Linked DNA regions of Homo sapiens: region 2 is linked to region 1. The links are chromatin contacts, found by Hi-C or POLR2A ChIA-PET in ENCODE. All regions are on one chromosome and are shown on one strand. The core of a region is the stretch at or near the end of the contact, and the rest is flanking DNA. Distances in the headings are between cores, read along the strand shown. Region 1 has its middle 170 kb from the start of ACTRT1. Region 2 has its middle 31 kb from the start of ACTRT1.

Region 1 (6,420 bases), core at 747-3,246:
AATGTTTCATATCCCTGTTGGACTACAGATTCATTGCAATCCCCATTAAAAACCCAAAGATATTTTGTGCTGTAATAGGAAAAACAATCCTGAAGTTCATTTAGGGTCACAATATACTCCAAATAAAGCAATTTCGAGCAAGAAGAACCAAGCTCGAAGTGTCACACTTCCTGATTTCAATACATATTACAAAGCTAGTAAACAAAACTGTGTGATGCCAGCATAAAAATAGATACCTAGACCAATATAATATAATAGAAAGCCCAGAAATAAACTCATTTTACCAATATGCCAAAATATGCAATGGAGAAAGGACAGCCTCTTTAATAAATGAAGGAAAAATTGGATATTCACATGCCAAAGAATAAAACTGGACTGTCAGTGGTGTAGCCTTAGTAAATTAATTATTTGATAAGACAAACACACATATATATATATATATATATATATACATGCCAAAATTAATGTTAAGATATCTGGACAAAGCAAAGAACTACGATATCTATTACTTTGTTGAACTGAACAACTCTGTCTTATTTAGAAAAAAATTAATGGTAGATTGCAATTCATATATTTTTAATTTTATATTTGTATATTCTCAAAAGGTACCCAGGATTAGTCAATATTCTAATAAAATTATGTCTGTAATTAAAGTATAAACTTTTACTTATATAAATTTAATTATTTTACTAGGCTATTTAAAAAGGATTCATACAAAAGTTCCAATAAATTCCTTGTTATCTAAGAATTTTTTAAATAACTTAAGTATGATACAGTGAATAAATTCAATAATGCTTTCTTAATATATTATTAAATATTTTCAGTAGAAAAGGGTAAAGATCAATCTTTTGTAAGACAAACAACAGCCACTAAAGAAACACAATGCTGAAAAATATGAATGAACTATGCCCCCAAAGAGTCCAGGAAATTAAAACAATATCTTAACTTATGACGTGTCTTTGAATACCCTAAACTACATTCACCTATTGTACAGAACAAAACTTACGGCAATACATTTTACTAAAGCTAATGCAATAGTGTTCCTAAACAAATAGAGCAGCTGTTTCTATAATTGCAAAACAGATAACCCTTACTACTTTCGGACATGACTTCATGGATATGAAACAGCTGCAATTTTGTCAGCTGCATCCTAATGTTCCACACACACTTCTGCTCAAGAAGATAGAAGTAGAGACTGTCTCCTTTTTTTTATATGAAGTGTCCTCTCCTTTCAAAGAAGAAATATCCTGAATGTCATTAACAATGTTTACCAGGAACATTTTCATTCAGGGAAAGGTGGATGATAGATGCTAGATATCTAGAAGTCAGCACTAGGATTTTAACACAGAAAATCATGAGTTAGAAGAATTAAAGGGGCGGCAGAAGGGACTTCCTACCTGGTACAAGTTCTGCTTCCTTTCACAGCCTGAAAACCTAGTTGTTGGCTTTTAGACTTCATTGCTGAAATAACTTTTTTTTTCTAACAAGAAATGGGAAAACATTAAAAAAGGAATCCTATTGGTTGTTGCCTTCTTAGAAAAGAATTATTTAGGGCCGATTGAGGTGGTTCACGTCTGTAATCCCAGCACTTTTGGAGGCCGAGGAGGGCGGATCAAAAGGTCAGGAGATCCAGACCACGGTGAAACCCCGTCTCTACTAAAAATACAAAAAATTAGCTGGGCGTGGTGGCGGGCGGCCTGCAGTCCCAGCTACTCTGGAGGCTGAGGCAGGAAGACGGCGTGAACCCGGGAGGCGGAGCTTGCAGTGAGCCGAGATCGCGCCACTGCACTCCAGCCTGGGCGACAGAGTGAGACTCCGTCTCAAAAAAAAAAAAAAAAAAAAAACAAGAATTATTTAATACCCTCCCAACTTCTATGTCTGTCGTTCTTTGTCCCTATTTATTTTCTGTCTCTCCCTGAAGAGTAGTTTAGAGGGAGAAAAAGGGAGTGTTTATCCTGGCTCGGAGGATACACGTTTGTATAACTGCTTGTTCTCCGCAGTATAGCTGGTGCAATGTGATGTGAATACGAAAGCAGACTGCATTAGGCATAGCTTAACTGAGCCAGTTTTCCAGTCACATTTGCTATCACGGGAGTGGAATGCTTTGAAGGAAACTGGAGTGTTATAATGATGCAATGAAACAGCTCAGGGTTTTAATAATTGTGTTTGTGGGGAAAGGATTCCAAGGAAATGTTTATGAAAGCAGATCTGTTCTTTTCTTTTTAACCCAGATTATCAGTTTCACAGAAATGAAGCTCTCTCTACTTTTAAGTAACACTCTTTTTTGCACATAAGTGATTACTGACTTTTGCTTGTTGTTTCTATCTGCTGATTTTTATAAAATACATTTGTTTAGTTTTTCAGTAGTCAACTCTCATATACAGTCTAATCCAGGAAACACTGATACTCCCTTAAACCTCATACATAGATAATACTTGAGATACTAGGGTAAATTATATACTTCGTTGCCTTTCTTGGACAAAGAATGATGAAAATTTAGTATGGACAAAACCCCTAACATTGGCATATAGATAGAAAAAGCCAATACATTTGTTTCAGTATTTATGCATACATTTAAAAAAATAAATATGTTAATCTTAGTTTATAAAATACCTTACTTTGCTGGCATATATCAGGTTTAGAGATATAAAATAAAGGTAATTAACATTAATATTTAAAATGCATATGGTTCAGAGACAGCAAATGTCATACTCCTAAAATATTTTAGAAAGAATTTAAGTATGATTAACATATCAAACTCAAAACAGAATGATCAAAAATAGCAGGTATGAAGAATTCATTCTCATAGATTATACGTACAGATGATTCACAAAATTAGAGTAATAGATTTTTAATTTTGCACTTATTTATAATAAATTTATGTATAAATTATATTGTATATATTATAAAATATTTATTATTATTTATTATATATAAATATAGAAATATATTATTCGACATAAATAATTATTTATATTATACATTATTATAAAATATTTTACACTTTTGTAATGGGCTCACCTATCAACTCTGACACACCATTAGACAGATAGAAACGAACTGGTCATCAGATCAATTTACTCTACCAATATTTCATCAGAGAATTAGCCTACATCCAATAATACTAATTTTTAAATATTTCCAGAGCTTCAGTACAGCACTACTTTTCTTCAAAATAACTCTCTAAACTTCAAAATCTGAAAGTGCTTCATAAGATAAAATCCTTCCCTTTGCAGTTGGGAAAGCATTTAGTGCTACTAATAATGTTAATCTGATAGGAAATACCAAATTTGAGTCTTACATAAGTAGAATCTAAAAATAAACACCTTTCCTCACTACTTTCTCATAAAGCATGTGTAATCAGTTGATGATTCACACATGCAACTATTAAAAACAAGATTCTAACCTTCACGTCAACTCTTCCCTGAATAAAAAGATGATCATCTTTCAGTGACTACGGACTTCATAAAGTGTTTTTTATTTTTTTTTTTTGTTTTTAATATTAGAGTTGGTTCATCAGTGCTTGGAAATATGTTGCCATAAAGGATCAGGAGACAGCACAAGTGACGCCTGAATTTTGCACTGTTTTTCACCTTTAGAGTCAGATATTAGATTGAATTATAGCAAATAGCTGCAGCTGACTTGTATATTTTTTAGTATTAAAATTATATAAGCCACTGAAGACAGTGGAATCAATATTTGCAAAAGCTGACCTATAACAAAGTAAAAGGTTTTTAAATGATACTATAAATAATATTTACTTAAAGTTATGTTTCCTTTTAGAATTTTCAGAGAGACATTTAAACCTAGGATATTTTTGGGAGATTTTAAAAGCCACTTAATGTGAAAAAAAATACTTGAATTAGGGCAATATTTAAAAATATTGTTTTATGCCAAACTGTCATCAGTAGTTAGCAAAAAAAGGCTAACAATATAAAATAAATTAATAAAAAGAAACAGTCTGTTGCAGTTATTCATGCAACTGTTATTCTTTCAGTCTTACAAAAGACTTACATTTTGAATAAAATAGAAGTAACATTTGGTTGCCAAAAATATCTTACAGGCAAGTGTGCTGAAGATATTATATATTAACATCAAAATGTATGATGTTCACTGTGCAGTAATTCTTCTTGAGCTTTAACTCAGAGCCTTCATGGAGTTTTAGGTGTCTTTAAACTTGGGTTATAACAGCAGAATTATGGTTTGATGAGCTACTGAAAAAAATCCCTGGTATCTACAACAGACTTGGGGAAAATATCCATTACTATCAACAAATACAGAAACTTAAAACAGAATTGAAGTGACTGTTCTCATTTTTATAACAAGTTTTCTAAATCCATGAAACAGAAGTTTGCCCGTTACCCTCCCAAAAAACACACAAAATTTACAAATGTATGACCTAAAAACTATAAAGATCCTGTCATCATTATATCTGGTAAGACAAATGAAAATGTATTCAAGGTTTTCACTTTACTTAATTAGGAATTACATTTTATCATTTTCCCAAGAGATTGAGGATGCTCTATAATAATGCACAATTATATGTTAAAAATAGGGAGATATATATATATATATATATATATCCTATGTCCCTAAGCTCTGCCTGCAGCCCAAGAACTAAATAAAATATTTGTAAATAATTTCAAAATTATTCATGTATACATTTTAATCTAAGTGTTTTTCTAAAGAATATTGTTTATATTTCTTAATGAAAGTAGCTTGAGGGAGAAAATTGTGATCTTATAAGAAGAGACTACATTGGACAATTATATACATCTTCTGGGGATATATGGTCTAATGATACTCATTGTACATAAGAGTCATCTTGAGAGATTTTACAAAATGATGATCCTTAAATTTCACTTCTAGATATTCTAATTTAGTAGATCTGGGATGTGATGCATAAATTTAAAAAATCTCAACATAATTTTCATCTATAGCCAGATTTGGCATTAATCGAATTTGCCTATCACCGTTAAAAAGAGTATAGAACAATACAAGACTTCAACAAAGAGATTTATATCTGTTTGTTAGGCTAGACAATAGAGTACCAAATCAGAAATTTTAAATTGTTTCAGGACAGAAAAGGAATTGTATTACCAAGGATTTTATGGATTAAGATATTGTTATAATCAAAGGGCATCATCACAAGAAGCTCTAGTAAATCATTCTCAATTTCATGTCCAGAAACCAGAGCCTAGAACATATTGTGCAGATAGATGAGGAGATCACTAAGTATTTTATTATTTAAAGATTAACTTAACTGAGAAATCACATGAGGTATGCATTTTGGATAAGTTGATTTTCTAAGTACCAAGCTTTATATTGAACTTATTTATGGTAATTAAAAGTCAAAAAATAAACATCTGCTTCTAAAAAAGATAAAGTAACAAGGATCAGATTTATCCTCTGACTTGAAACAACCAAAAATATGCAAAATATATAAAACAAGGAATTATAATACATGAAATAGTAGGTAATGGAAGATAGCGAGACATCAGCTTACAACCTTGAGAGAGATTCCAGGCGAAAACAGTGACAGAGAGACTCCAAGTACAGCCTGATGGGTTTCGTAACTTGAAGAAACTGACCTAAGAGTCTACAGAGGACAAAAAGATTAAAATTCATAGGACAGAATACAAAATAGTAAAGGGCTATGTGGGGACAGCTCCAAATATTGGCAGTAACCACCTCGAGTATTCAACAGAGAACTAATCAGCACATGGATGTTAGGAAATACCTAAGGTCCAGAAAAAACGCCCCAAAAAATTAGAGAAAAAAAGGGAAGGAACATATGAGACAAATAAAAAACAAATAAAAAGATAATAGATATACACCTATCCATATCTATTATATATCAATAATCAATAATTGTTATATCGATAATCATATAAAATATAAAATACCTATATTTTATTAAAAGCAAGAGTTGTCAGAATGGATTTAAACCTGAAGGAAAACCAAACTATTTGCTGTCTAGCAAAACATATTTTAAACATAAGGCACCAGTAGGTTAAAAATAAGGATGAAAGTTAGATATGCCATGCTGACACTAAACAAAAGAAAGAATAACTATCTTAACCTCAAGCAAAATAGATTTCAGAGCCAAGCATATCACCATTGATAAAGAATGTCATTTGATAATGATAAATTGGTCAATTCATCAAGGGAAGTTAATAATTCTAAATGTGTATGCACTTAATATCATAGCTTCAAAATACATGAAGCAAAACCTGATAGATCTGCAAAGACAGAGAGAGAAATCAACATGTATTTGCAGATACTTCAATACCCATCTGTTAATAATTGATACAACAGGCGGACAGATAAACAATAAAAAAATCAGATTAGGAAAACACTGTCAATCAAATTTTTCTAAGAAACATTGTAGAACATTATGTCTAACAACAATAGAATAGT
Region 2 (6,292 bases), core at 1,374-3,873, 140 kb after region 1:
AAGAATAGTGCCACAAATATATGGTCAATTTTAACTAGTGTTGATAATTAAAATATATACAATTAAACTGTAGAGACTGTCAGATTGGCTATACAATTGGTATTCAATTTTTTGCTAATTATAATAAATATATTTTAAATAGGAAGACACAGACAGGTAAAACATAAAAATACCATGTATGATAGCACTATTAAAAGAAATTTGGAGTAAGTATATTCAAATCAGGTGACATAGATGTCAGAGTTGGCTATATAACAAGAGACAGAGAAAGTCATTTCATAATGATAAATGGGCTAATTAATTGAGAGTGCAAAAAAATGTTACGTCTATGCACCTAATAACGAAGTTTCAATATTCATAAAGCAAACATTAATAGAACTGAAAAAATGAACAAATCTAGAGGAATAGAGATTGCAACATCCCTCTCTAACCTAATTGATAGTAATATTAGACATAAAATCAGTAAATATATAGTTGACTTAAAAACTGTTACCAAATAAGTTAGCCTATATATGATTTTGTATAAAGGTCTTATCCCAAAAAGGCAGAATACAATTTTTTTTTTAAGCACAAATGCAACATTATCCAACATAAGCTATGTTTGGAGTCATAAAACATGCCTCAATAAATTTGCAGGAATTGAAATTATGTGACATAAAGTCTCTGTCCACACGAAAATAAATTAGAAATTAACAACAGCGTGTTATGAAGAAATCCATGTGTTTAGAAATTGAACACACCTCTAAATAATCCATGGGTGGAAAAGGAAATCACAAGGGAAGCTAGGGATATTTTCAACTGAATAAAAATAAAATCCCAACATCTAAAAATTTGTAGGATGCTGCCCCAAAGTCCGTAGAGAAAAATTTACAATGTCAAACACATATATTTAAATAAAATGTCTCAAGTGAGTGATGTAGGCTTCCACCTTAAGAAAACTAGCAAAAGAAAAACAACTGAATTCTAAAGTTAACAAATGGAAATAAATAATACCAATAATAGCAGAAATCAGTGACATGGAAAACATAATGCACTAGGCAAAATCGATGAAAACAACAGCATATGATTTGAGAAGATCAAGAAAATCAGCCAACTATCCATAGTAGTCTTGGAAAAACAGTCTGAGGGACAAAAGGGGAAAGGTATATATTACCCATATGAAGAAAGAAAAAGTAAGTGTCAGCATATATATTAAAGGTATAAAAACGGAATATTATTTTATGTCAATAAATTTACCAACATAGATAAAATAAAAATTCCTCAAAAGATCAAAAATGCCAATGCCCACTAAGAAGAAATAGATAAAATAAATAGCCATACATATATTTAAAAATTTGAATTTACAGTTAAAAAAAACCTTCTCAGAAAGGAAAAATGGAGGCCTAGTTGACTTGACTTGTAAAATATGTGTGCTAAACATTTGAAAGATAAATAATACACATTTTATGTAAAGTCAACCAGAATATAGGAGAGGTGACAATTCCCAACTCATTCCATAGAACTATTACCATTATATCAAAGGGGAAAAAAGACATGAAAGAAAACTGCAACCAGTCATGAACATGGATGCAATTTCTTAACAATACACTTGGAATTTGAATTAGCTATATATGAAGGAAAACACGTTATAACCAAGTTGGGTTTATTCCCAGAATGCAAGTTGGTTTTAGGTTTAAAGTTTCAACCAAAGCAAAACAGCATATAAACTAAAAAGTAAAATTATGATATTATTTCAAATGATGCAGAAAAGCATTGCAAATAATAATATTTACTCACAATAAAAAACTCTCAGCAGTCTAGAAATATAATAAAATCTATTTAAACTGACAAAGGGCATCTGTGAAAAGCTACAACTAGGATGAGATTTAATATCAAAACATTGAACAAATTCTACCTAAGATAAAAAGCAAGACAAAGACGTCTGCTGTCACCATTTCTATTCAGCATTGTTTTGGAGATTCTGGCCAGTGCAAAAGGCAAGAAGAAAAATGCATAAGATTATAAGGAGAAAGAATTATATTGCCTTTATTTTCAGATGACACAATTGTATACGCAAAAATTCTGAAAACTAAAATTTACAAAACAAAAACTCTAGAACTAGAAACTGAGATATGCACGATCATAGGATAGAGGATCAATATACAAAATCGATTTACTTTTATATGCTATTGGTGAATGATAAGAAATTGAAATTTAAAATTCAAAAATATTGTTTATATTACTATAAAAGTCTATGGAATACTTAGTAATATATTTAAAATATTTGTATGGTTTGTAGACTGAAAAACACAAAGCATTGTTGAGATAAATTAAGTATTTGGAGAGACAAAAACTAAAAGAAAACCAAACTCTGTAAAGTATTTCAAAGAAGTTTATTCTGAGCCAATATGAGTGACCATGGTCCAGGGAGAAAACAAACCCAAAAAGCCTAGAGTAGTGGTCTTGAAGTGGTCAGACTGCAATTCTGTTTTATACATTCTAGGGAAGGGAAGCAGAAGTTACAGACAAAGTCATAAATCCATACATGGAGGTTATATATAGGTGAGTTCACAGATTTCTTAATTCACAATTGGTTAAAGGAACAAAGCTTTGTCTAAAAACTTGAAGTCAGCAGACAGGAATGTTTGAGTAAAGATAAGGAAATCTATTAGTCATCCTATGATATTATGCCAGAGTCAAGTTGTGAAAGCAAAACAGTAAAATGAGTCAGAGTGGCCTCTAGGGGATACCTGACTACACACGTGCCTGGTATGACCCTAGGTCCTGTTTATAATTTGGTATCCTGTTTCCACGAAGAACCTGTTCTGTTCTATCAGTCTTATGATCTTTATTTTAACATTAATGCTGAGCAGTTGTTGTGTCTGAACTGCAAAAGGTAGGGGGTATAATATATATCTAACTTCCTGTCCCATCATAGCCAGGAACTCAATTTTAAGGTTTTTCTGGGGTCCTCTTGGCAAAGAGGGGATTGTGCAAAAGCAATTCTACAAGGGCAATTTACAGCAATAAATGCCTATATCTATAAAGTAGAAAGATCTCAGATGAAAAATACAACATTGCACCTCAATAAACTTGATAAAAAGAACACAGAAAACCAAAAAGTAGTAGATGGAAAGATATAATAAAGATCAGAGCAGCAAAAAATAAAATGGAAATAAAAAACAATAACAACATCAAAAAAGATCAATGAAATGAAGATTTTTTTTTTGAAAAGAAAATCAACATTGACAAACTTTTACTTTACTAACAGAGAAAAAAATGACTCAAATAAAATCAAAGATGAGAAAGAAAATATTACAACTGATACTAGATATAAAAAGATTAGAAGAGAATATTATGATCATTGACAGATATGCCAAAAAATTTTAAAACCTATAATAAATGAATAAGTTACTGAACACATAAAACCTACAAAGAGTGAATCATAATTAAATAGAAACCCAAACAGACCAGTGGCAAGTAACAACATTGAATCAGTAATAACAAGTCTCTCATCAAAGAAAAGCCCAGGTCCTGATGCGTTCACTGCTGAATTCTACAACACATTTAAAAAAACTAACACCATTTCTTCTCAAGCTATGCCAAAAAAAAATAATAATAATGAATAGGAGGAAATTCTTTCTAACTTATTATCTGAGGTCAGCATTACCCTGATATCAAAACCAGACAAGGACACAACAAAAAAAGAGAAAACTACTGGAAAATATTCTTGATAAACAGAAAAACAAAATATTCAACAAAATAATAGCAAACTGAATCCAGCAGTGCATTAAAAATATCATTCATCATATGTGAATTCATCTCAGGGATGAAATAATTGTTCAACATACACTTCATAATACAAACCCTCAACATATTAATTATAGAATAAATATACCTCAAAACAATAAAAGCAATATGTAACAAACCAACAACTAATGTCATACTGAACAGGGTAAAGCTGAAAGCTTTTTCTTTAGTATCTATAATAAGACAAGGGTTCCCACTTTCACCACTGTTATTGAACATAGTTCTGGAAGTCCTAGCCAGAGCAATAAGGCAAGAGAAAGGAATAAGGGGTATCCAAGTTTAAAGGGAGGAAATTAAATTGTCCTTGTTTGCATACAACATGTTGTCATGTATAAAAAATTCTAATGATTCCTTCAAAAACTATTAGAATTAATAAATTTACTAAAGTTGCAGAATTTAAAATTAATAACTGAAATCAGTAACATTTCTATACACTAATAGCAAACTATCTGAAATAAAGTCAGAAAGACAATCCCATTTATAACAGTTACAAAAGAAAAAATATCAAGGAATAAATTTAACCAAGGAGAAAAATGTCTCTAAATTAAAACTATAAAACATTGGTGAAAGAAATTGAAGAAGACACAAATAAGTGGAGGTATTTCACATTTATGGATTAGAAGAATTAATATTTTTAAAACATCTGTACTACCCAAAGCAATCTACAGATTCCATGTAATCTCTATCAAAATACCAATTACATTCTCCACAGAAATGGAAAAAATCCTAAATTTTGTATAGAACAACAGAAGACCATAAATAGCTAAAGCAATACTGAACAAAAGGAACAAAGCTAGAGGTATCATACTATGTGACTTCAAAATATACTACATGTCTGTAATTACCAAAACAGCATGGTGTGGGCATAAAAAAAGGCATTGATCAACGGAAGAGAATAGCAAACCCACAAAACAAATTCACACTTCTACAACCAGCTGATTTTCAACAAAGGTAACAAGAATACACACTAGGGAAGGGACAGTTTCCTCAATAAATGGTGCTGGGAAAACTGTGTATTCACATGCAAAAGAAAAAATCTAGAATCGATTACTGTATGCACAAATCAACTGAAAATGGGTTAAAGACTTACATGTAAGACCTAAGAGTATAAAACTATCAGAAGTAAATATAAAGAAAGTGCTTCCTGACATTGGTCTGGGCAGGAATTTTAAAAATAAGACTTCAAAAGCACAGTCAACAAAAGGAAAAATAAACAAATGGGATTTCATCAAATTAAAAAGATTCTTCACAGCAAAGGAAACAATAAACAGAACAAAGAAACAACCTATAGAATGGGGAAAATATTTGTAAACTATGTATCTGACAAGGGGTTAATATCAAGAATATATAAAGTAATCAGGCAAATCAAGAGCAAATAAGCAAATATTTTGATTTTAAAAATGGGCAAAAGACCTAAACAGTCATTTCTCAAAAAATACATACACATGGCAAACAGTTCTATAACATATAAAGCTAAATATCACTAATAATCAGAGAAATGCAAATCAAAACCAAAATGCTGTATCATCTCACCCCAGTTAGAATAGAGTATTAGTGCATTTTCACTCTGCTGATAAAGACATATCTGAGACTGGGAAATTCACAAAAAAAAAAAAAAAGAAAGCAAAAAAAGGGGTTCATTGAACTTACAGTTCCACATGGCTGGGGAGGCCTCACAATTATGGCAGAAGGCAAGGAGGAGTCAGTCACATCTTATGTGTATGGCAGCAGGCAAAAAGAGAGCTTGTGCAGGGAAATTTTCATTTTTCAAACCATCAGAACTCATGAGACTTATTAACTATCCAGAGAACAGCACAAGAATGACCCATCCCCATGATTCAGTTACCTCTCACCAGGTCCCTCCCACAACACGTGGGAATTCAAGATGAGATTTGGGTGGGGACACAGCCAAACCATATCATTCTGCCCCTGGCCTCTCCCAAATCTCACGTCCTCACATTTCAAAACCAATCATGCCTTCCCAACAGTCCCCCAAAGTCTTAATTCATTTGAGCATTAACTCAAAAGTCCACAATCCAAAGTCTCATCTAAGACAAGGCAAGTCCTTCCACCTTTGAGCCTGTAAAATTCAAAAGCAGGTTAGTAACTCCTAGATACAGTGAGCGTACAGCCATTGGGTAAATACAGCCATTTCAAATGAGAGAAACTGGCCAAAACAAAAGTGCTACAGGCCCCATGCAAGTCCAGAATCCAGTAGGGCAGTCAAATCTTAAAGCTCCAAAATGATCTCCTTTGACTCCATGTCTCACATCCAGGTCATGCTGATGTAAGAGATGAGTTCCCATGGTCTTGGGCAGCTGTGCCCCTGTGGCTTTGTAGAGTACAGCCTCCCTCCCGGCTGCTTTCATGGGCTAGCATTGAGTGTCTGCAGCTTATACAGGTGCACGGTGCAAGCTGTCAGTGGATCTATCATTCTGGGGTCTGGAGTGTTCTGGGCCTCTTCTCACAGCTCCACTAGGCAGCACCCCAGTGAGGTGCTCCT

Evidence for each region. Hi-C counts contacts between places; a loop is a spot of excess contacts on that map. ChIA-PET counts read pairs that join two places held with the same protein, here RNA polymerase II (POLR2A). Pooled maps may share reads with other maps.
Region 2: a loop to region 1 is called in a map of endothelial cell of umbilical vein, with 11 times the contacts of the local background. The contact joins two enhancer-like sites. A Hi-C loop is called at or near these places in 3 of 168 maps with a recorded cell type or tissue (PC-3, PC-9 and endothelial cell of umbilical vein) and 3 of 50 pooled maps. POLR2A ChIA-PET finds 5 or more read pairs at or near these places in 1 of 52 experiments (HEK293T).

The regions. Positions count from the first base shown.
Region 1 is chrX:127,876,420-127,882,839 of GRCh38, forward strand. No RefSeq gene overlaps it. Among named protein-coding and RNA genes, the nearest start is that of ACTRT1, 170 kb to the right of the region's middle. Within about 2 kb of position 1,997, at least 5 of the 41 ENCODE cell types and tissues checked have a DNase peak (open chromatin) inside an H3K27ac peak, as active enhancers do; they include PC-9 and endothelial cell of umbilical vein, where a contact is called at or near this core.
Region 2 is chrX:128,018,253-128,024,544 of GRCh38, forward strand. No RefSeq gene overlaps it. Among named protein-coding and RNA genes, the nearest start is that of ACTRT1, 31 kb to the right of the region's middle. Within about 2 kb of position 2,624, at least 2 of the 41 ENCODE cell types and tissues checked have a DNase peak (open chromatin) inside an H3K27ac peak, as active enhancers do; they include PC-9 and endothelial cell of umbilical vein, where a contact is called at or near this core.